Regions from separate parts of the Homo sapiens genome. Here region 2 is linked to region 1. A link is a loop called in an ENCODE intact Hi-C map of the cell type or tissue named here. Cell type or tissue: endothelial cell of umbilical vein. All regions are shown on one strand. Links, peaks and the distances in the headings refer to the core of each region. The heading gives the core; the rest is flanking DNA. Region 1 has its middle 46 kb from the start of SH3BP5. Region 2 overlaps SH3BP5 (SH3 domain binding protein 5).

Region 1 (12,048 bases), core at 1,974-9,973:
TCTCTATTTTTTTCTTTATTTCCTGTTTTGGTCTCTATCTTTATTAGGAGCTTTTCTCAGATGTGTGGTGACCCTTGGTTTTCCATTCATATTTTTTTTTAATGCGGAGCTTAAAAGCTGCTTGGAAGCTCTGAGCACATGAGGTGGAGTTGTCAACATGGGCTTCATTTTATTTATTGGTTTTTACTTATTTTGTTTTCTTTTATCTCTTTTTTGTTTCTTTTTCAGGTCTCAAACAAAAGTCTGGAACCTGGGATTCTTTGTAGGATATCTGGCTGTGCTTTTGTATTATATGAACCACAGAAAATAATCTTCCAGTATGATATTGTTTTCAGTATAGTACCTCAACCCTAATTTTGCCTGGTAACCCTTTATCCAGAGACCTTTTGTTTTCAACTTACAGTCTTATTCTGGGGTGGGGGATGTACAGTCTGGCTGTGTGGACTTGCAGGAGAGATTTAGGGTTCTAACTTCTTCTTACTGACTTCCAACCAATTCTCCTGTATTCAGTCTTATACACACCCCCACTTATACTAGACGTAGCTGGTACTACCAAAGCCTGGTCACAAAACTCTATGGGAGTCTCAATGCAAGTTGAGTTGCTTCTTGACTTTCATCCCTGCTGGCTTAAGACTCAGCTTCACAAGCCTGCTAAGTCAGTTGCTATTTATCCTGTTTTCTAGCCCTTCAAAATTTTAAATGAAAATTTACATTTTTAATTGACAAATAATATATATATGGGATAAATATGATGTTTTGATAGTAATAGATGTATACATTGTGGAATGATTATATGAAGCTAATTAGCATATCACACTCCTCACATACTTCTTTTTCTTTGTATTGAGAACATGTAAAATCTATTCTTGGCCAAGCATGGTGGCTCACACCTGTAATTCCAACACTTTGAGAGGCCAAGGCAGGAAGATTGCTTGAGCCCAGGAATTCAGGGGTTCCAGACACCAGCCTGGGCAACATAGCAATACCCTGTCTCTAATAAAAAAAAAAAAAAGTAAAAATAAATGTGTAATTTAAAAAATTCATTATTGTTATTATTTTTACAATTTTGAAACTGTAGGGGCCAGGAACAAACTTCCCCTTTGCCCTCTGAAGAATAACTAAAAAATCACTCACCAAATGCAGATTAATAGGAGAAATGGAATAAAAACTTAGTAATTGTTTTCCTTGGTGGATCCCTTAGGTCTTTATGTAGATAGGGAAAAGGTTTCTTCTAGCATCTGTTGATTGCTAAGGACATTTAATTCAAAATACTCATTATACCAGGGAGCCATATCTGGGGGTAAAATTCCAGATGCTCCTTCAAAGTATACATTATTATTGACTATGGTCACCATGTACAGTAGATCTCAAAAACGTATTCCCCCTGGCTAACTGAAATGTGTGCCCTTTGGTCAACATCTCCCCTACTCCTCTCCTCCCCCAGCCTCTGGTAACCACCATTCTACTTTCTGCTGCTGTGAGTTCAACTTTTTAAAATTCCACGTATAAGTGAAATCATGTGGTATTTGTCTTTCTGAATCTGGCTTATTTCACTTAGCATAATATCTTCCAGGTTCACCCATGTTGTTGCAAATGATAGAATGTCCTTGTTTCTAATGTTCTCCCAAATTTAATCAGTTGTATGGGGTTTATGTGATAAAAATATCCTTTTGCTGTCATTTTCGTGGGGTTTCCAGAAGGATCCTAACTAGGTACACATGCTTAGTCTGTCTTTTTTTTTTTTTTTTTTTTGAAGCAAGTCTCCCTCTGTTGCCAGGCTGGAGTGCAGTGGCCTGATCATGACTCATTGCAACCTCTGCCTCCCAGGCCCAAGCAATCCTCCTACCTCAGCCTCCAAGTAGCTGGGACTGAAGGTGTGTGCCAGCATGTGTGGCTAATTTTATTTTTGTAAAGACAGAGTCTCCTTATATTGCCCAGGCTGGTCTCAAACTCCTGGGTTCGAGATCCTCCTGCCTCTGCCTCCCAAAGTGCTGGGATTACAGGCATGAGCCATGGTGCCTGGTCTAGTCTGTCATCTTTAAACAATTGGGTTGGGAAGGAAAAGGTAGCACATAGATAGATGATTTAAGCAGAAATAGATAAGCATAATTGTCCACTGTAAAGGGGCTGAATGATCTGGAGAATGGAGGCATCTCAGGAAAACTGAACTTGGTGGTGTGTGCTTAGGACTAATGAAAAGTGGCCGGGCACAGATGCTCATGCCTATAATCCCAGCACTTCGGGAGGGTGAGAGGGAGTATAATTTGAGGCCAGGAATTCAAGGTTGCAGTGAGCCATGATTGTGCCACTGTTCTCCAGCCTGGGCAGCAGAGTGAGACCCCGACTCTTAAAAAAAAAAAAAAAAGAACCAAAGAAATGTTAGTTCCAGGGATTCCCAGGGACATGGGCAGGGTCCAAGAATGATGCTGAGTTAAGGTTAGGTGGCTATTCAGAAAGCTACTTCGACTTGTATCCCATATTATGGATCAAGGACCTTAAAAATAGCCATACTTTTTTTTTGTTCTAGTAACTCAATTTGTAGGATTGTTTCCTAAGAGATAATCTGACATATTCAAGGACTTCTTCACAAAGATATTCATTAGCTGCATTATTTATAGTACCAAACATTATAAATAGTCTAAACCAGAGATCCACAAGCTATGGCTATAACAGTGACAAGGAGGCCTAGCGTGACTAACTCCATTTTGCTCCTAACCCCCCTGCAGCGATAACCTGTATCTTTTAGGTTAACTGCTTTTGCTTATCTCTGCACATAGGCCAAGCTAACTATAGAAGGAATTTAGTTTATAGTTTAGAGCAAGGATGGTAATAGTGCCTCCCCCAAAACTAACCCCTGAGGAGATAAGGAGGATGTATGCAAGTAATAATGTTATGTTAAAGATTTATAAGAGCACTGTGACCTGACCAAGGACAAAGTTTCACCACCTCCTTGGACCCTTGCCACCACCCAGATGTGATCACTGGCCACTTCTTGACCTCAACTCCCTCCCTCTTCCCCCTTCCTCTCACGTAAAAGGAGCCTGAAATTTGTATTGACTTAAAAATGGTTCTTCAGGACACTACTCTTCCATTTTCTTGGTTTGCTGGCTCTCTGAATAAAAGTCACTTTCCTTGCCTCAACCCCTTGTCTCTTGACTTATTAAATGTCATGCAGTGAGTAGTACACTCTTTGGACTCTGTTACATGACCCAGAGAATCATCTAGTCCTCCTTTTATTCTGGTAAAGTTGTGTTAAATACAGCCACACCCGTATATGTATTGTTTATGGCTTATGGCTCCTTTCATGCTACAAGGGCAGAGACTATCTGGCCAATAAAGCCTAAAATATTTACTATCTGGATCTTGTTTTTGTTTTCTTTTTTTTTTTTTTTTTTTTTAGAGAAACGGGGTGTTGCTATGTTGCCCAGGCTCGTCTCAAACTCCTGGACTCAAAGTGATCATCCTGCGTCGGTCTCCCAAAGTGCTGGGATTACAGGTGTGAGCCACCGCGCCTGGCTATCTGGACCTTTAAGGAAAAGTTTGTTGCCCCAGTCTAGATGACTGGTAGGGGGGTCAAGCTAAGATATAGCCATATGATGGAACAGAATATAGTCAATGAACATTGTGTCTAAGAAAAAAAGTTTTCAACATTTTAATAGAATGTTCACATTATAATGTTAAGTTTAAAAAAGCTAGATATAAAATTATACAATCTGTTCTGAACTATATAAAAATATGTACAGAAAAATACACTGGCAAGAAATTCAGTACCATAAAATATTTTCTTTTTTTTTTTTCCAAGACAGAGTCTCACTGTGTCCCCCAGGCTGGAATGCGGTGGCGTGATCTCGGCTCATTGCAACCTCTGCCCCGCCGGGTTCAAGCGATTCTCCTGCCTCAGCCTCCCGAGTAGCTGGGACTACAGGCACGCATCGCCACGCCCAGCTAATTTTTGTATTTTTAGTAGAGACGGGGATCTCACCATACTGGCGAGGTCTTGAACTCCTGATCTCACGTGATCCACTCCCCCTCGGCCTCCCAAAGTGCTGGGATTACATGGGTGAGCCACCGCGCCTGGCCTAAAATATTTTCATTTAGTTTTTTGTTGTTGTTGTTACAGAGACAGGGTCTTGCTCTAGCACTCAGGCTGGATTTCAGTGGTGCAATCATAGCACACTGCAGCCTTGACTGCTGGGCTCAAGAAATTGTCCCACCTCAGTCTCCTGAGTAGCTAGGGCTACAAGCACACACCAGCTAATTTTTACTACTTTTTGTAAGATGGGGTCTCATTATGTTGCCCAGGCTGGTTGGGCATGGTGGCTTCCGCCTGTAATCCCAGCACTTTGGGAGGCCGATGCAGGTTGATCACCTGAGTTCAGGAGTTCCAGACCAACATGTCAAAACCCCGTCTCTACTAAAAATACAAAAATTAGCCAGGCATGGTGGCCCATCCCTCTAGTCCCAGCTACTTGGGAGGCTGAGGCAGGAGAATCACTTGACCAGGAGGTGGAGGTTGCAGTGAGCCAAGATTGTGCCACTGTACTCCACTGGGTGACAGAATGAGACTGTCTCAAAAAAAAAAAAAAAAAAAAAAGAACTCTTGGCTTCAAGTGAGCCACCTGCCTCAGCCTCCCAAAGTGCTGGGATTAAAAGCATGAGCTGCCACACCTGGCCATAAAATATGAGTACTTTTCTGTATAACAACCAGAAGGTCAGAGATAGAAGTTTGTATGGGGAGAATTCCTCCTGCTGCGACATGGTCTGTGCCCTACAAACGTAAGTGTCAGCACAAGGCAAGGGAACAACAGGGGAAGGGAAAGGGCAACACCAATAATTCAGTCCTTTCTGTAGTGACAGTCAAAAGCTGCCCAAACTTGAGGGAGCTCCAAGAGTAAGATGACCAACCATCTGGGTTTGCTGACACTGTCTTGACTTTAGCATAGCAGCCACACATGGCAGGGAACTCCTCAGTGTGGGGTTCCCACAGTTGGCCACCCTACAACCATGCTGTACCCCACACACACCATTACATAGCCTTGGTTGGCCTTTGCGAAGTACCTGAGAATGGATTTGTCTCTTGTTAGATACTTCTCCAGTGGACAGTTGGGTGGAACACCATTAATCAATGAGTGCTTTTGTGCAAAACAGAAAAAGGGCCTGCTCTGGGCAAATGCAGGCCTCATAGCTTGGTGTAACACCTTTGGTAGAAGGCAGCCTTCTGTTAGGCCCTAGCTGGAGCACACAGCTTGTCAAGCAGAGCCACGGCTGGAATTCAGGACCCTGTCCTCTTAGCAGGCACCTTCGTATGGTGCACAGACCACACATTTGCAGGCAGCAGACCTGCCACTCAGACTCCAGAGAGATCTGCTCCCTGTCCCAGGTGCCTCTAACATGCACAGCACCAGGAAACACAAAACTCTTTCTTGAGCACTGAGTTATGTATTTTTGTCTAGGGACTGTGCCTGCTGTGTCTGTGAAATCCAAAATAAACACCGGATTTTTAATTTTTTCACACAGAATAAGGACCTACTGGAAATAGATGAAAAAGACATAAAAAGACATCTGGAGGGGAAATATCGAAGCCAAGAATGAGACTGGAGGTGGAATTCGGCCCTTTTATTTTGATTCTCTGATTCCAAAAAGGAACCCACTGGGCTGCAGGAGCATGGCGACCACCTCTGTCTCTTTACAGCAGCCCCTTACTCGTGGGTGGTGCTGTGAAGGTCCTCTTTCCAGCCACTCCATCTTCAATTTTGTCACTGCCCATTCTCTCACTCCTCCTTCTGGGTGTCTGACAACATGTTCATTAGATGTTTAAAATATGTTTTCTAAGTCTTTTTTCTATTCCGCTGCACATCCTATCTTTTTGTCTCTTGGAAATGAGGTAGGAGACTGGCAGGACTTGTCTTCTGGTCACAGTCCTGCTGACCAAAAGATGGTCCACACAGGATGAAGTGAAGAAACCGGTGGAAACCAGCAGATGGCGACAAAAGCAATCCCTAGCCGCCCTCATTGCTCATTAGCATAGGACACGCCCGCCAGCGCCATGACAGTTTACAAATGCCATGGCAACGACCCGGAAGTTACTGCCTCTTTCCATGACGACAAATTTTGTGGGTCATTGCCATGGAAAGGAGTAGTAACTTACTAGATCTTTCTAAATAACTTGGCCCTCAATTTGCATCAGCTTGCCCCTTAATATACAAGTAATTGAAAGTGGGTACAAGTAGATAGAGTTGCCAACAGCCCATACGTTGCAGACTCTGGGTTCATTGCCTGTGAGTTACCCCTGCTCTGTAGGGAGAGGTGCTATTCAAATAAGATTGCTATTTAACACCACAGGCTTGTCCTTGAATTCTTTCCTGGATGAAGCTGAGAACTCTTCAGGGCTAAGCCCCAATTGTGGGGCTCGCCGTCCAGCAGCAGAATCACGTTCTCCAGTCCTGTCTCCCAATTCCCTACTTCCCTCTTCAGTTTTATAGTTTTTGTCATTAAACCTATCTGCTGAACTTAGCATGTAGGCATTTATATATATATTTACACATGCATATATGTTTGTTATTACATTTTTCCCTAGAAGTTCTATTTGGTTCTTTTAAAAATAGACTACATAGGCTGGTGCGGTGGCTCACGCCTGTAATCCCAGCACTTTGGGATGCTGAGGCGGGCAGATTACGAGGTCAGGAGTTTGAGACCAGCCTGACCAATATGGTGAAACCCTGTCTCTACTAAAAATACAAAAATTAGCCAGGCATGGTGGCATGTGCCTGTAATCCCAGATACTCAGCAGGCTGAGGCAGGAGAATCACTTGAACTCGAGAGGCAGAGGTTGCAGTGAGCCAAGATCGCGCCACTGCATTCCAGCCAGAGTGACAGAGCGAGACTCTGTCTCAGATAAAAAAAAAAAAAAAAAAAAATTGACTACATTGATTTTCGTAGTTTCCAATTCATTGAATATATCAACAAGTTTGCCTTAAAAAAAATTCAGGCTGACTGTGTGTGTACTGCCTATGAGTTATCTCTGCTCCACAAGGTTAATCCTAATCTAAAAAGAAAAATAAAATGAAATAAAATAAATTCAGCTATTTGTTTAAAAAGTCTACATCTGATAATTCAATATTTGAACTCTTTGCAGATCTGTTTCTATTATTTGTCTTTTTTTCCTGCCAATTGCCAGTCTTGTACTCTATGAGTTATCTACGACTGTGTGCTGGACACTGCTTTTGGGTTTTTTTGTTTTGTTTTGTTTGAAAGTCTCCTTTTGTCACCCAGACTAGAGTGCAATGGCATGATCTCAGCTCACTGCAAACTCTGCCTCCTGGGTTCAAGCTATTCTCCCACCTCAGCCTCCTGAGTAGCTGGAACTACAGACGCCCACCACCACACCTGGCTAATTTTTTGTATTTTTAGTAGAGATGGGGTTTCACCATGTTGGCCAGGCTGGTCTCAAACTCCTGACCTCAGGTGATCCACTTCAGCCTACCAAAGTGCTGGGATTATAGGCGTGAGCCACTGTGCCCAGCCTGGACACTGCATTTGAAAAACTATGTGTAGAAATGATATGAGGCCTATGTTGAAGGCCCTTTCCTTCAGAAAGTCTCTACATTTGCTTCTGTGAGGTGTCTAGGGGTGTAAGGGTCTCAAAGCACCTTAAACCAGGCTCAAGGCTTGATATTCCCTGACCCAAACAATTAGCAATGTCTGCCATTTAAGTAAATAAATGAAGAATATAAAAGACACCCACAAAGCAGCCCAAACGCTCCCAAATCAGAAACAGTGTCAATAGAGGTCCGTTTTTGGGGCCCCCATGTTCTCACCTGATCAGTGAGAGCTAATAATGAGTCCTCTAGGCATAGCCAAAGGGCTTGTTGGTAGAAAGATCTGGCATCATAATGTGATGTGAAAGTTGTAGGTGGACTGGGAAATGTGTCAATCCATCGGACTGAAGGGGAGTGTTGAATTTAGATTTAAGACTTTTCTTTCTTTCCTGTTAATGCTGTGTTATCTGTATTATCTTAAAAGAATCACTTGTTCTCTGGGTCTTGGTTTGTCCATCTGTGAAGCAATGGGATTGCACCGCATCAGTGTTTCCCAAATTTTAATGTTCACCTGTGCCCTGGGGAGCTTGTTAAACTGTAGCTTTTGATTCAGTAAGCCTGGGATGGACTCTGAGAGTGAGTCTATCTGAGAAGCTCCCAGCTGATTCCAGTACTCCTGATCTGTGGGCCACACCTGGAGTAGAAAAGTTTTATATAAACTCTACCTTCCTCTCCTGTACAAGTCTAGGCAAATAGGGACCCACTGATTAAACAAATCCACTCCCCAACCAGATAATTCTGCCTTGTATTTCAGAACTGGGTTCCCATCGCATGTCCTCTAGAAAGCCTTGTCTGGTGTCTTTGCTTGCAGGGCATCCCACCAACAGCCTGACCATAAGCGCTGTGAGCATGCCTCTGTCATATGGCACTGCAGTCACCTGTCCAATGTCAACATCCATGTCCCCAGTACTGATATAGTGCCGGGCACATAATTGGAACTCAATAAATACTTGTGATATAAGTAAATGGAAGAACAAACCAATGTAAGTTACAACTAGAGGTGGGAGTCAGGGGTGACTCAGCATATTCCTGACCAGGGCTTTAAAAAGTCAGATATCGGAGCAGTATGAAGAAGAGGTGAGAACGACCCCCGGACCGACCAAAGCCCGTGCGCCGCTGTGTCCCGCGTCCAGCACCTACGTCCCGCCGCCGTCGCCATCGCCGCGGCCACCATGCCCAAGAGAAAGGCTGAAGGAGATGCTAAAGGAGATAAAGCCAAGGTGAAGGACGAACCGCAGAGAAGATCCGCTAGGTTGTCTGCTAAACCTGCTCCTCCAAAGCCAGAGCCCAAGCCTAAAAAGGCCTCTGCAAAGAAGGGAGAGAAGGTACCCAAAGGGAAAAAGGGAAAGGCTGATGCTGGCAAGGAGGGGAATAACCCTGCAGAAAATGGAGATGCCAAAACAGACCAGTCACAGAAAGCTGAAGGTGCTGGAGATGCCAAGTGAAGTGTGTGCATTTTTGATAGCTGTGTACTTCTGGTGACTGTACAGTTTGAAATACAATTTTTTTTTTTTTTTTTTTGAGACGGAGTCTCGCTCTGTCGCCCAGGCTGGAGTGCAGTGGCGCGATCTCGGCTCACTGCAAGCTCCGCCTCCCGGGTTCACGCCATTCTCCTGCCTCAGCCTCCGGAGTAGCTGGGACCACAGGCGCCCGCCACCATGCCCGGCTAATTTTTTGTATTTTTAGTAGAGACAGGGTTTCACCGTGTTAGCCAGGATGGTCTCCATCTCCTGACCTCGCGATCTGCTCCGCTCGGCCTCCCAAAGTGCTGGGATTACAGGCGTGAGCCACTGCAACCGGCCTTGAAATACTATTTTTTATCAAGTTTTATAAAGATGCAGAATTTTGTTTTACTTTTTTTTTTTTAAAGGTATGTTGTTAGCACACAGAACACTTCATTGTTTTGGGGGGAAGGGGCATATGTCACTAATAGAATGTCTCCAAAGCTGGATCGATGTGGAGAAAACACCTTTCCCTTCTAGTTTTGAGAGACTTCCTCTTGGCTCCCAGGAGGAGGGATTCCCTGACTTTGACACACATGGCCACCTTGGCACAAAAGCCTTGTGGTATGGAAAAACAAATTTGTTTTTATTTCTTCTTCTCCCTTTCCATCTTTCAGCATAGACTTAACTCCCTTAAGCCCAGACATCTGTTGGGACCTGACCCCTAGTCGTTGGTTACCAGTGTGTCAGGCAATCTGGACTTTCCAGTGATGCCACTGAGATGGCACCTGTCAAAAGAGCAGTGGTTCCATTTCTAGATTGTGGATCTTCAGATAAATTCTGCCATTTTCACTTACTGAAAGTCAGGGTCGGCTTGTGAAAAGTTGTTAAACAACATGCTAAATGTGAAATGTCAACCCTCACTCTAAACTTTCCCTGTTCAGAGCACCAGATGAAGACTTCATTGGGTTTATAGTGGCTTTCTGATTTTTGGTAGTCCATTGCAGAAGGGAGTTTGAAAGTTGTTGTATACTGTTAACGATTGTCTGCCCACGTCCTGCCTGAAATACCATGATTGTTTATGGAAAGTATCTTTAATAAAGCTGGATACAGTTTGGCTTGGGAAAAAAAAAAAAAAGTCAGGTCTCTGGACCAGGCGCAGTGGCTCACGCCTGTAGTCCCAACACTTTGGGGGGCCGAGGCAGGCAGATCACTTGAGGTCAGGAGTTCAAAATCAGACTGGCCAACACAGTGAAACCCCATCTCTACTAAAAATAAAATATAAAAATTAGCCAGGCTTGGTGGCAGGTGCCTGTAATCCCAGCTACTCCGGAGGCTGAGGCAGGAGAATCTCTTAAATCCGAGAGGCAGAGGTTGCAGTGAACCGAGATCATGTCATTGCACTCCAGCCTAGGCAACACAGCAAGACTCTCAAAAAAAAAAAAAAAAAAGGCCTCTGTTTACTCTCAGAGTTGGAGATATCAACTGGGCTCCTGTTATGGACTGAATTGTATCCCTTGTTCATAAATTGAAGCCTTAACCTCCCATCCCCCATGACTCTATTTGGAGATGAGCCCTTTAAAGAGGTAATTAAGATTAAATGAGTGCATAAGGGTGGAGTCCTAATCCTCCACGACTGGCATTCTTATAAAAGAGGAAGATGCACTGGGATGCACATGCACAGGGAAAAGGCCAAACGAGGACAAAGCCAGAAGGAGACTGTGTGCAGGTCATGGAGAGGGCCTCAGGAGAAGCCAAACCTGCCTTCCTCTTGGATTTCCAGCCTCCAGAAGTGTGAGAAAACAAATTTCTGTTGTTAAAGCCACCTAGGCCATGGCATTTTGTTATGGCAGCTCCAGCTGACTAATACAGCTCCTGACCTGAGAGTGGAATGGGAGCCTCTGGTTTCTAGGCTTCTCTGCCTGAACAGAAGACTTTCTGACCTCCCAGAGGGGGTGCTCAGCTTCGTTCAGCTGTTCCTCTGAGGCAGGAGATGAGATTCTCCTCTGGGCTAGTTTTGTTGGGAAGACCAGAGAAAAAGGGCTCCTCCAGATGGAATTTGTGACACCCCCCCAGCACTGCTGATTATTGTTGGTGGGACATGTCTGAATTCTAAAACTTGACCTTCAGGTACCACATTCTTGCCTGTTCACTTCCTCCTAATAACTATACCCGGATATTGTCTATGGCTATTCCTGCCTTTCCACATTCTGTTATTTTTTTTGGAGATGGGGTCTCACTGTGTTGGCCTGGCTGGTCTCAAACTCCTAGGCTCAAGGCGATCCTCCCACCTTGGCCTCCCAAAGTGCTAAGATTACAGACGTGAGTCATCACACCTGGCCCACATTCTCCCCTATATCTCAGGGGCTAGAAGCCTGGAAACTGCATTTCCCGAACTTCCTTGTCAGCTGGGTTCCTTGCCAGGTAGGTTCTGCTAGTGGGAGGCATTTATGTGAAGTTGGTTGGAAGGTGGGAGGGAGAGGCCATTTTTTTCTGTTTATGACATTTATCAGTAGGTATAGTAGGCAATTGTGGGCCTTGCAATGGTAGGGTACTGGGGCGAGGGCAGCAGGGGTGGCTCTGGGTAAGTAAGGGCCCCAATGGCTCTGGTGGCTGTTTCAATAGCATGAACAGGTGGGCTCTTGGCTGCCTGCCCAATGAGAAAGGCAGTGATTGTCGTGGTAGTGGCAGCATCAGCAACACTACAGATGCATTCGTTGTGAGTAAGCTCATGCTCATGGGCTCTGGGTAAAAACTATTCTCTCCTTTTTGTCCCTCCAGCCCAGTGGGGGTTCCAGAAGCTTCCTACAATCATTGGTTTTTTAATAGCATCACTTTCCCCCAGGGTCACGGAGAAAAGCTGTGAACATCACAAAATGATCTGAATATAGAAAACCTTGAGTGCCAGGTAAGCACCACGTCTGCACATCGTTCACATCCAGTGACTGTGCTTGAATTATTGTAGTGCAGGAGGTGTGGTAGTAACAAAGGGATGACATACCTTCTAT
Region 2 (10,836 bases), core at 626-8,625, 77 kb after region 1:
GATTACAGGCATGAGCCATGGTGCCCGGCTGCCATTTCTCTTTTTTTTTTAAACTCATGCATGTGTCCTTCCTTCCCCTAGGTGTGGCTTTGTCAGGCAGATGCCTGAGGGAGAGGTAGAGGGGATGTGGGGTTTGAATCACTGACCTGATCCCTTCCAATAGGTCCTCCTAGACCTGGGACTAACTTATTTAATTTTTTTTTTCTCTCCTTATACCTCTTGGATCTGGTTTCTTGACTTTTACAACATGATTAAGCCTTGCACAGTCCTTCTTTGCCTTCCTAACTCCTATCAAGGTCCAAGTTGCTAGTTGCTGTCGCCAGGATGGATGGCCACCCTTATCTCTTGCCATTCTCCACATTCCAGACCTCCGGCCTCCTTCAGTTTCTTGCAGACACCATGCTGTTCCCATTCCCCTCTTATCTGGACACAGGCTCTGCTGCCTGCTTGGGACTCAGTATTTTCCTCCCCTCCCCCAATTTCCTATTCATGCTTTGGACTTCTGTTTAGATAGTACTCCTCTGGAAGTTTCCTGTGACTCTCCCTCTAATACATGGTCTGGCGCCATTCTTCCCTGCTGAGTTCCATGGCGACTGGACCATTCCCACCCTGGCACTGACTTTTCTGGAACGGGCTGTAATACCTACCTCACCCACCAGGCTGTAAGTGCCCTGGAGACAGGGCCACGCCCAAGGCCCAGCACCAGGTCTGGCATGTGGTAAATAAATAAATAAATTTGCACTCAGTGTTTAACATTGACAGCATCATTTGGACTGAAGCTGTCAGAGATGGCTGGACATTCTTCCCCAGATAGAGGTTTGGTCAGTGTTGAATCTATGTCTCTGATTAAAGTCCTGAGCTTTGACAACATGCTGTCCAGAGGTCCTGGACAAAGCTTTTTAATCTATACCGTGCTATGCAATATAGTAGTTGCTAGCCATGTTAATTAAAAAATTTTAAATATAATGAATTAATTTTTTTTTTTTTTGAGACAGTGTCTCACTCTGTCACCCAGGCTGCAGTGCAGTGGCACGATCTCGGCTCACTGCAACCTCTGCCTCCTGATTCAAATGATTGTCCTGCCTCAGCCTCCTGAGTAGCTGGGATTACAGGTGTCCCCCACTATGCCCGGCTAATTTTTGTATTTTTAGTAGAGACGGGCTTAATTTCCAAAGGGTCCATCCTACCGATATCTCCCCCACAGTGCACAGCATGTTGTGCACATACACAGTAGGTGCTCAGAAACTTTGCGTTGTTGTTGCTTACTAAGCTTTTTTTTTTTTTTTTTTTGAGACAGAGTCGTGCTCTGTCACCCAGGCTGGAGTGCAGTGGCATGATCTTGGCTCACCACAAGCTCTGTCTCCTGGGTTCAAGAGATTCTTGTGCCCCAGCCTCCTGAGTGGCTGGGACAGCAGGTACCTGCTACCACGCCTGGCTAATTTTTGTATTTTTAGTAGAGATGGGGTTTTGCCATGTTGGCCAGGCTGGTCTCCAACTCCTGACCTCAAGTGATGGGCCTGCCTCGGCCTCCCAAAGTGCTGGGATTACAGGCGTGAGCTACCACACCCGAGATGATTAAAATTAAATAAACTAAAAACTCCTTTCCTCAGTCACACCGGCCAGTTTTAAGTGCTCAGTAGCCACACGTGGCTGGTGGCCGCCACACTGCACTGTGCAGAGCACAGGACGTTTCCGCCGTGGCAGGAAGCTGTTTTGGGCGGTGCTGCTCTAGACACTGTCTTGTAAAGGTGCTACTTTAGGGGTCTGTACGTTGGGTAAAGTCCTTTGTTGATGTTTCTGTCTAGGTCCAGTAGGTGTTTGCAGATCCCTTCTTAAGCCTCAACTGTGTTTCCTCGGTTTCCCCTGGCTGCAGGATGCTCGTCAGAAGTTCCGCTCTGTTCTGGTTGAAGCAACGGTGAAACTGGATGAACTGGTGAAGAAAATTGGCAAAGCTGTGGAAGACTCCAAGCCCTACTGGGAGGCACGGAGGGTGGCGAGGCAGGTAAGATAGCCCCATAGATGTCTCCCCTACCTCGAGCCTCACTACCCCTCAGTTTTAAGGGTGCCTTTGACTGTATCACCTGCTGAAGGTTAGAAGCTCGAGTCCAATATGTCTTAAATGCAGTGACCCACCGCCCCGCAATCTGCTTCATTCCAGTGCTCGACACTATTAATAGGGTGTGAGTGCTGGCATTTGGATGACCCTGCAAGTGGGTGCTCTCCCTGAGTTGGTGCTGAGTGCACTTAAGGGGACGTGTCCAGAGGGTGTTCCTCCTCCGCTCCTAATGACAACCTGTCAGACAGCAGTAGGAAGATTCGCTTACTGCCTCGCGTTCGCCTCACTCTTGGGAGTGTTTAGCCTTCTGCTTCTCTTGAAACATCGGTTCTTCTTCTTTTTCTTTTTTTTTTTTTCCTTTTTAAGATTTGGCAGGTGAGTTGTTATACACTCCTTAGCGGATTCTGACTTCCGTGGCCATCGTCCTGCTGAAACTTTGGTTCTTTGTCCTGAGAGCCCAAATAAGAAGCAGTGAAACGGAGACCAGAAGGGGAGTGGCGGAGGGGACTGTGATCAGGCGATTGCTGGGGGCTGCGTGGAAATGGGTTCTGGTTTAGGAGTTGGTCTTCCTTTGGCTGCTGTGTGACGCGATGTGCCACTTGTGTCACCTGCAGCCTCTGATAGCCAGGCCCTGTGAATGGGGAAGGTAAAGAGCCCTCAACAGTTACTAGTACCTGCTGTGTGGCAGGCTCTGGGCTGGGGGCTTTATTCACCTTCCTCAGCCTGCTTCGGCTTCCCGATTAGAGAGCTAATGTGAATCACCAACCCTGTGATGCCTCTTGAGATGAGAGTTCAGATTTCCCAAGAAGATCTAAGCAGTTGGTCCAAATTGTAGTTCACTAGCAAATGACCCAGTGCTGTCCCTGTGGTGTGTTTATGACATGATGGAAGATGCTGCCTTCAAAAGTGTCCACTTGTAAGAAGATGTTTAGTGAGGCTGGGCATGGTGGCTCACACCTGTAATCCCAGCACTCTGGGAGGCCGATCACTTGGTGGGCAGATCACTTGAGGTCAGGAGTTCGAGACCAGCCTGGCCAACATGTTGAAACCCCTCTCTTCTAAACATACAAAAATTAGCCGGGTATGGTGGTGGGCGCCTGTAATCCCAGTCACTAGGGAGGCAGAGGCATGAGAATCGCTTGAACCTGGGAGGTGGAGGTTGCAGTGAGCCGAGATCGTGCCACTGCACTCCAGCCTGGGCGACAGAGCACAAATGTGTCTCAGAAAAAAAAAAAAGAAAGAAAAAATGAGAGAGCAACAACAATGCAAAGTTTCTGAGCACCTACTGTGTATGTGCACAGTGTGTTGTGCACTGTGGGGGAGATATCAGTAGGATGGACCCTTTGGAAATTAAGTCCCAGAAATCTAGGAATATATTAAGATAGACCCATAGAGAATGAGGGCCAGGACTTAACCATTCCTCTTCTTTTTCCTATTTCCATGCACCTCTCATTTCTCTTCAAGGGAGCCCCTTGCTGCTTTGGGAGTTCTACCAAGATCGTACCTGTGTGTTTGGGTTTTATGCTCTGAACCCTGAGCTGAAGTTCCTGGTTGGACCTTGCCAGATATGTTGCCTTTATTCCTAGACAGAGTGGCTGCCTGAAACCCTTCTTTCTTCCCTGGCCTGGTGCATTGGGCTGTATACTTCAAAGTTCTGATTGCTCGTTGGTCTGCACAAGCCCTGAGCAGCAGCCACTCCCTTTTTCCATCTCCAGCTGGGCCCTGCCCAGGCCTCTAGAATTCCCGGGAGAAGAAACCCTTCTCCAAAAAGCACTTTCCAATTCCCACAGATTCCAGCACCCTGAGGCATTCCCCCTCCAAAGTGTCCACGTTGGATTAATCTTTGAGATGCCCCCCAAGTTGAGGATGTGTCCTACCCACTGTAGGCCAAGGTTGTATCATTCTTGACCTGAAACGGAAGTATGGAGGGTTCAGGTTAGGTTTGAGGAGAAGCTTCTGAGGATTTAATTTAAACATTGGATAAATATCGAGGAATTCAGAAAACCTCCTTTCCTGAAAGTCTTTAACACTGGGATTTATGGTTCTGTGATGCCATTTAGCCCACGCGTATCTATTAAAAGCAGCCCACGTGCCCATGCTGCAGAGTGATTGAAGGATGGTCTGTTGAAGCATCCCACTGGAGTCGCGGCAGTGGCTTCTCTACCTGAAGTTTTCCTTGTCTGGTCCCTGAGCTCAGGTTTGGGGGCAGAGATGGCTCTAGGGGGCTTTGTGTTGGGGTTTCTCAAGGCTGGTCCTCTGATTCAGGTCACTCCCTTGGCTGTGCTGATGTGAAACGTGCTCCTGCCTCAGGTCTTTGGACTTGCCTTTCCCTCTGTTTGGTGGTGTCCCTCTGTTTGGCGATGTCCTGGTATTTTCATAGCCCGATTTCCTCATCTTCAGGTTTCTGCTCAAATGTCTATCCCTTTATCCATGAGGCCTTCTCAGGCTAACATTTAAAATGGTTAACTCCCAGCCCACCATCCCTGCCAGCCCCAGCCCCCATGCCTTGCTTTCCTTTTTCCCTGTGGGGCTTCTCCCCATATGACCTGTTATAATTTACTTGTTTACAGTAAGTGAAGCTCAGCAAGGGCAGAGAGTTTCATTCGTTTGGCTCCTTGCTGGATCTGCAATGCCAGCATACAGAAGGTGCTCAAATATTGTATAAATCAATAAATGAACAAACTAGTGAATGATGTTGGGGAGCCACCAACAGACCAGAGGTTCCTCCCCTGCCCTCCCTTGAAGTCATGAGCATTTCCTCTCCGTTGCTCCTTTACTCACAGCCTCTTTCCCACCTGGTAGCTAGGTAAGCAGATGGAGAGTGGCATGACTGGCAAATCCAGCCTCGTCTGGGTTGAGTTCATTCAAATCCCGTTTAGCAGTTGGGTCCCCAGCTGGCTGTGACACATCCTGGAGCAGATTTCACACCACTCCCTGCTCTTCTGCACCCCAAATCTTCTTTGTTGGGAAAAGAGGTAGGAGGGAGCTGGCTGGGAGGCTCCTAGTCTGTTGGGAAGCAGTGGATGGTGGCTCCTCTCCATCTCTTCATCCCTTCTCTTGGCTAGTGAGGACAATAGGGCAATTACTGAGTCCTGTGGGCAAGGCACTGAGTCATCGGTCGAATCAGATGATGCCCAGGTCCTGGGGATGAGTGAGTCACTCTTAATGGGCAGCTCCCAAGATGAATGTTGAGAGCATCCTGCCTGGCTTTATGCCTGCAAGCCCTCCCCGTAATCTCCTTCCTTCTTGCAGGTGGGCAGGAAGAAGCAGGGTAGAAAAGGTTAGATTCCTAATCTAACTCCTACCCCTCAACCCCAAGGGACCTTGTTGGTCAATAGCGAAGGAACTGGAAGGATGTTCAAAGGCTGAGGCAGGGCACAGATGTCACATTTCATCTCTGTGGAGGGTGGGCTGCTCAGGCCAGATGGATGAGCTTGTTTGTGTGTGAATGTTCCTCTCACCTTCCTGATGGTGAGGGGGGCGATGTCCACTTCCAGATGCTGCCAAGTAGGACTTCCTGTTTTCTTCCTCTTGTCCCCCCGCCCCCGCTTCCTTTTTATATTTACAAAGCTCTCTGGTTATGTACAGCAGGGAAATGGTGCCTGAGAGACTCCTTCAGATAGCAGTTCCTTCTAGTTTGAGTCAGGAGGCACTGCGTCCCCAGAGTCCCTGCATCCTCATTCATGAAATGCTGGCAGTCAAGGGAACAGCCCTGGCTATCTCATGAGGTTGGCCTTAGGATTTAAGTGAGATAATGTGTTTGACAATGGAATCCCAGCATGAGCTTGGGTTTCGGCTTCATTAAAAAATTAGAATTTATTGTAGAAAATTTAGAAAATAGACAGAAGAAAATAATCCTAGTACCTTCTCTTACTATTTGATGTATATCCCATATTTTTTTCAAAAAAAAGAAATAATGATAATTACATGATAGTCATGTATCAATGCATTTTCCACTTTTGATGGTTACATTATTATTATGTGAGAGAAGGTCCTTATTTGTAGGAAATAACAACTACAAAAAGTATTTGGGGGGGTGATGGAGCATCAGGTACTCACTCAAATGGTTGAGAGCAAAAAGTTATTTGTACTGTACTTTTTCTTAACTTTGTGAATATTTTGAAATAAAAGTACGTATGCCATTTGGAGAAAAAGAAGATAGCATAGTGGTGGTTTTTTATGTCTGGAATATCCATGTCTGTCTATTCCAGTGTCTGGAATATCCATGTCTATCTATCCACTGGAATATCCAGTGTCTCAGTTGAGGGTACTTAAAAGGGAAAAACCTCCCACACTTGATTTTCTTTGAAGAGTTTACAAAGATTTGTAATTTCAGCCTGGGCAACATGGTGAGATCTTGTCTCTATATGAAATAAAAAAAATTTAAAATTAGCTGGATGTAGTGATATGTGCCTGTGGTCCTAGCCCTTAGGAGGCTGAAGCAGGAGGATTGCTTGAGCACAGAAGTTCAAGGCTGCAGTGAGCCATGATGTCTCTCTTGTATTCCAGCCTGGGTGACAGAGCAAGACCCTGACTCAAAAAAAAAAAAAAAAAAAAAAAAAAAATCTAATTGTTGAGCTGGTGGAAATTGTATTGGTTCATTAAAAATTTGCATCGATTTTATTTTTCCTGATATGAGCTCATTTTTCAGCCAATGAGTCAGATCCAGTTCTGTGATCTTGAAAACCAAGTCCAATTTCTGCCAAGCAGAGGTAGAACATGATGTGTGTTTTCTGTGCCAGGTTGGGGGCAGGGCACTGGCTTTGATTTGAGAGTTTTTGTCCTTGAGCCCAAGCTTGTTTTTAAGGCTGCTTTGACATATCTGCCAGTCCATCTGGCCTTCAGCATATGGTAGGGGAGCAGTCTGATGAGGGCGGAGCCCATGTGAATCAATGACGCTGAAAAGCAGGGTGTATCTTGCTTACCTGGCTCCCTGGGTGCTGACTGGTCTAACAGTGGCTTTGGACCTGTCATTTTATCACTATCAGTCCCAACCCTTCTTTTTCTCCTCTTTAAGAAAATTGTGGTAAGGTACATACAACACAAAATGTACCATTTTTACCATTCTTTTTTTTCTTTTTTGCCTCTCCCCCATTTTAACCATTCTTTAAGGATGGCATTAAGGCATTCACATTGTGAATGCACATTCACTTGCTGTGCAACTCTTACCACCATCCATCTCTAGAACCCTTGCATCTTCCCAGACTGAAACTGTACCCATTCAACACTAACTCCCCAATCCTCCCCTCTCCCAAGCTCAGGCAACCATCACTTCTGTTTTCTATTTCTATGAATTTGACTACCCTAGGTACCTCATATAAGTACTGAGGAATCATACAATATTTGTCATTTCGTTACTGGCTTATTTCACTTAGCATAATGTCCTCAACATTCATCCATGTTATAGCATGTGTCAGAATTTCCTTTCACTGAATGTATATACCACGTTTTATTTATCCATTCATCCATGGACATTGGGCAACCCTTGTTATTTTTGAATGGTTGGAATGCGTCAGAAGAGAGCAGAGCACTTTGCAAACTTGATGGGCAGCACAAATGCAAAATAGTGCGGATTATTTAGTGCTGAAAGTTGCCTGTTTTGTGTCTGTGGGGCTATATAAGGCCATGTCTTACATATAACCTCCTTTAGGAAAGGAGATGAGTGGGAAAACATTTGAAACTTGTAGAGTGACTTGTAGGCTCACCTCTTAAAAGCTGTGGGACCTTTGGCAGGTTACCTAATCTCTGTGCCTCATTTTTTTTCATCCATAAAATGGAGTTGGCTAATTGAGGGATCTCAGGCCTGTAATCCCAGCACTTTGGGAGGCCAAGGCGGGAGGACTGCTTGAAGCCAAGAGTTCGAGGCCAGCCTAGGCAATGTAGTGAGACCCAGTCTCTACAAAAAGTAGCCAGGCATGATGGTGCATGCCTGTGGTCCCAGCTACTCAGGAGGCAGAGGCAGGAGGATTGCTTGAGCCCAGGAGTTCCAGAGTGCAGTGAGTTATGATTGTGCTACTGCATTCCATCCTGGAGGACAGGGTGAGACCTTGGCTCTTTAAAAAAAAAAAAAAAAAAGAAAAAGAAAAGTTGTATATCAGTTAGCTTTTGCTATGAAGCCAACCACCCTAAAACTTAATGGCTTAAAACATTTATTTAGCTCATGGTTTTGTTGGCCAGTTTTTCTGATCTCAGGCTTAGAGCTGATCTCTCACATATACAGTCAGTTGATGGATTAGCTGGGGGCTGGCTGACCTTGGCCTTATCTGTCAAGCAGTTGGTTGGTGGTCAGCTAGGGTAGCAGGGGTGACTAGGCCACGTGTATCTTTCATTCACCAGGCTAGCCTGGTCATTTTCATACAGTGTTGAGATTCCAGCAACAAAAAGGGTGAGCCCTTTTCAAGCCTCTGCTTGTTTCATGTTTATTAACATCTTACGGGCTAAAGTCAGTCATGGGGCCAGTCCAAATTCAAGAATTGGGAACGATAAAGTCTACCTGCAACTTATTCTAGCTACTTTTGCAATTTACTACAGCGATTGAATTAGTACATGTAAAGCATTTGGATCCAATAAATGTAAGATTATCCTAGATGTATTTTTCTATCAAATGTTGAGTATCTGGTGAATCTGCTGCCTTGTAATAAAAAAAAGATCACCACCACAAAGAACCTGTGGGTAGAAGAGGAAACAGGCCTCTCCTGGCTGGGAGGGGGCTATGGAAGATAGAGAGATTGTGCCAGGTGGAAGAGTGAGCCCAGGTAGGTTGAGTACATAGTGAGTTATTTGTGAGGGCAGAATGTGCTGGAGGATCGAAAATGATGAGGGAGGGAGTAGCTGACTTACCTTTTGACTGATCAAAAGCACTCTGTGCCCAAAGGGATAGTGTGGCATGGGCCTTGAATGGATGGAGAATCGTGTTTTGAATGAAATGAAATGGGTCGAGCATATCAATTAATCTCCTGAACTATTATGTTAATCCTAGAGGAACAGAGTATTATAGTGATCCTTTGTTGGGAAATTCTAGGCATTGATTTTGTTTGTAGAAAGCCTGCCATGGCCAGGAGTGGTGGCTCATGCCTCTAATCCTGGCATTTTGGGAGATTGAGGTGGGAGGATTGCTTGAGCCCAGGAGTTCAATACCACCCTGGGCAACATGGTGAGACACCATTTCTTTTTTTTTTTTTTTTTTAAGAAGCCAGACATGGTGGTGCTTGCTTATGGTCCTAGCTACTTAGGAGGCTGAGGTAGAAGGATTGCGTGAGCCTGAGAAGTCAAGGCTGCGTGGAGCTGTGATCGCACCACTGCGCTCTAGTCTGGGTGAAAGAGTGAGACCCTGTCTCAAAAAAAAAAAAAAAAAGGAAAAACACTTCGTAAGTGGAGGATGAGAGGCTGATGTTCTGCAAAGGTAGGATATAAACTCAAGGATATGTCAAATGTAGGTTATTACTTTACATGTCTGTGTGGGGATTTAAAAAAATTTATTATTTTCTTTTCTTCGGTAGCTATTGACTGAGCACCTACCATATGCCAGGTATTGTTCTAGCCACTTGTTGACCTATCAAACATAGAACAGAGATCCTGTCCTTGTGGAGCTGACATTCCCCTCATGGCAGTCTTATAAAAGGGTGTGGGATGGGCTGTTTTGAGCAAAAGTAGAATCTTTGTTACTGACCTGGATAGGGGTGTGTGTGTGTGTGTGTGTGTGTGTGTATATGATTTCCCCATTTGAGGTATGGAGTGAGACTGTGGGAGGATTATAGCAGGTCAGGGGATTGGCAAAGAAAAGCATCTCCCCTTTGTCTGCAGTGGCCACTGTGGAGTATACAGTTGGTCTGTATCCTCCAGGAGCCCCATCTTCTTGAAGGTGGTGTTATGGCAGAGGTAAATACAATCAGTTCTCATTATCTGTGGTAGTCATATTCTATAAAGTTGCCACAGACACTGAATTAGCAAGTACCAAGGCTTTGCTCCTAGGGGAAATAGAGGTTAGGTTCCTGAGAGCCTCTGGTCACAACATTTTTGTCAGCTGATCAATACATAACCTTGTTATATGTGTGTTTCTGTTTAAAGACCCCTTATTTAGTGTGTTTCTTACAATCAATTATATGCAATATTTCTTGATAATAAAACACTAGCTGCAAAGGGTTGAATGTTCTCCTGACTCTGGGTGATGTGACTATAAACTTCTTTGGCTCTTAGCCTCATGATGATGCTGTCCACTCTGCTTTTTTAATCTGTCATGACCTCTCAGGCTTAGTGCCAGATAATCCACAAATCCAGCCATGTTTTCATCTTTTCCATAGCTTCGTCATGCACAGCGGATGTTACTTTAGCACTTACTTGAGTGAACTCATGTTCAGATTGGCAAATTTCCTCTTCCTTTTTCTGCATGTGTCGTTTTGTTGACTCATTAACACTGAACTCACAGCCAACAGTGGTATAACTTCTGCCTGAACGAAGCTCATCTAACGCAAGCATTTTCTCCATAAGGCGCATCACAGCCTTCTTGTACTTAGGAGCACTAGAAAGCACTTAATTGCTATACTTGGAGGCCAATTTATAGAGAAAAATCATCAACAAAAAGCACAAAAATGTCAAAAACACAGCACTAAAAGGACCGAGGAAAGGACACTTGTGTACAGTATGAGAGCCAAAACAAGAAGGCAGGGTGGCTTCTTGTTGGACATCAGCTAGAAACGTATGTATCAGGTAGCTCATTTTTTCACCACTCTGTGCATGTCGATGGATGGCCCCAAGAACACTGCAAGTGTTGATTTTGGGGT

What was found. A loop is a pair of places that touch in the nucleus more often than their neighbours do. Peaks named below come from ENCODE experiments on the same cell type or tissue, not always from the same donor. Only the 100,000 strongest peaks of a DNase experiment are listed, where the experiment ranks them.
Region 2: a loop joins it to region 1, with 6 times the contacts of the local background. A loop is called at or near these places in 8 of 110 quality-filtered maps.

Annotation. Positions count from the first base shown.
Region 1 is chr3:15,372,368-15,384,415 of GRCh38, reverse strand. It overlaps the pseudogene HMGN2P7 and a transcript of METTL6 not described here. Among named protein-coding and RNA genes, the nearest start is that of SH3BP5, 46 kb to the right of the region's middle. RefSeq lists an enhancer at 5,719-5,918. In endothelial cell of umbilical vein, for the core only: a CTCF peak has its summit at 5,978 (motif pointing right); a DNase peak (open chromatin) is centred at 6,045; H3K27ac peaks cover 509 bases.
Region 2 is chr3:15,295,269-15,306,104 of GRCh38, reverse strand. SH3BP5 (SH3 domain binding protein 5) reads left to right here. Exons shown (of 9, transcript NM_004844.5): 3 at 1,874-2,002. Among named protein-coding and RNA genes, the nearest start is that of SH3BP5, 32 kb to the left of the region's middle. In endothelial cell of umbilical vein, for the core only: a CTCF peak has its summit at 661; a DNase peak (open chromatin) is centred at 5,244; H3K27ac peaks cover 2,503 bases.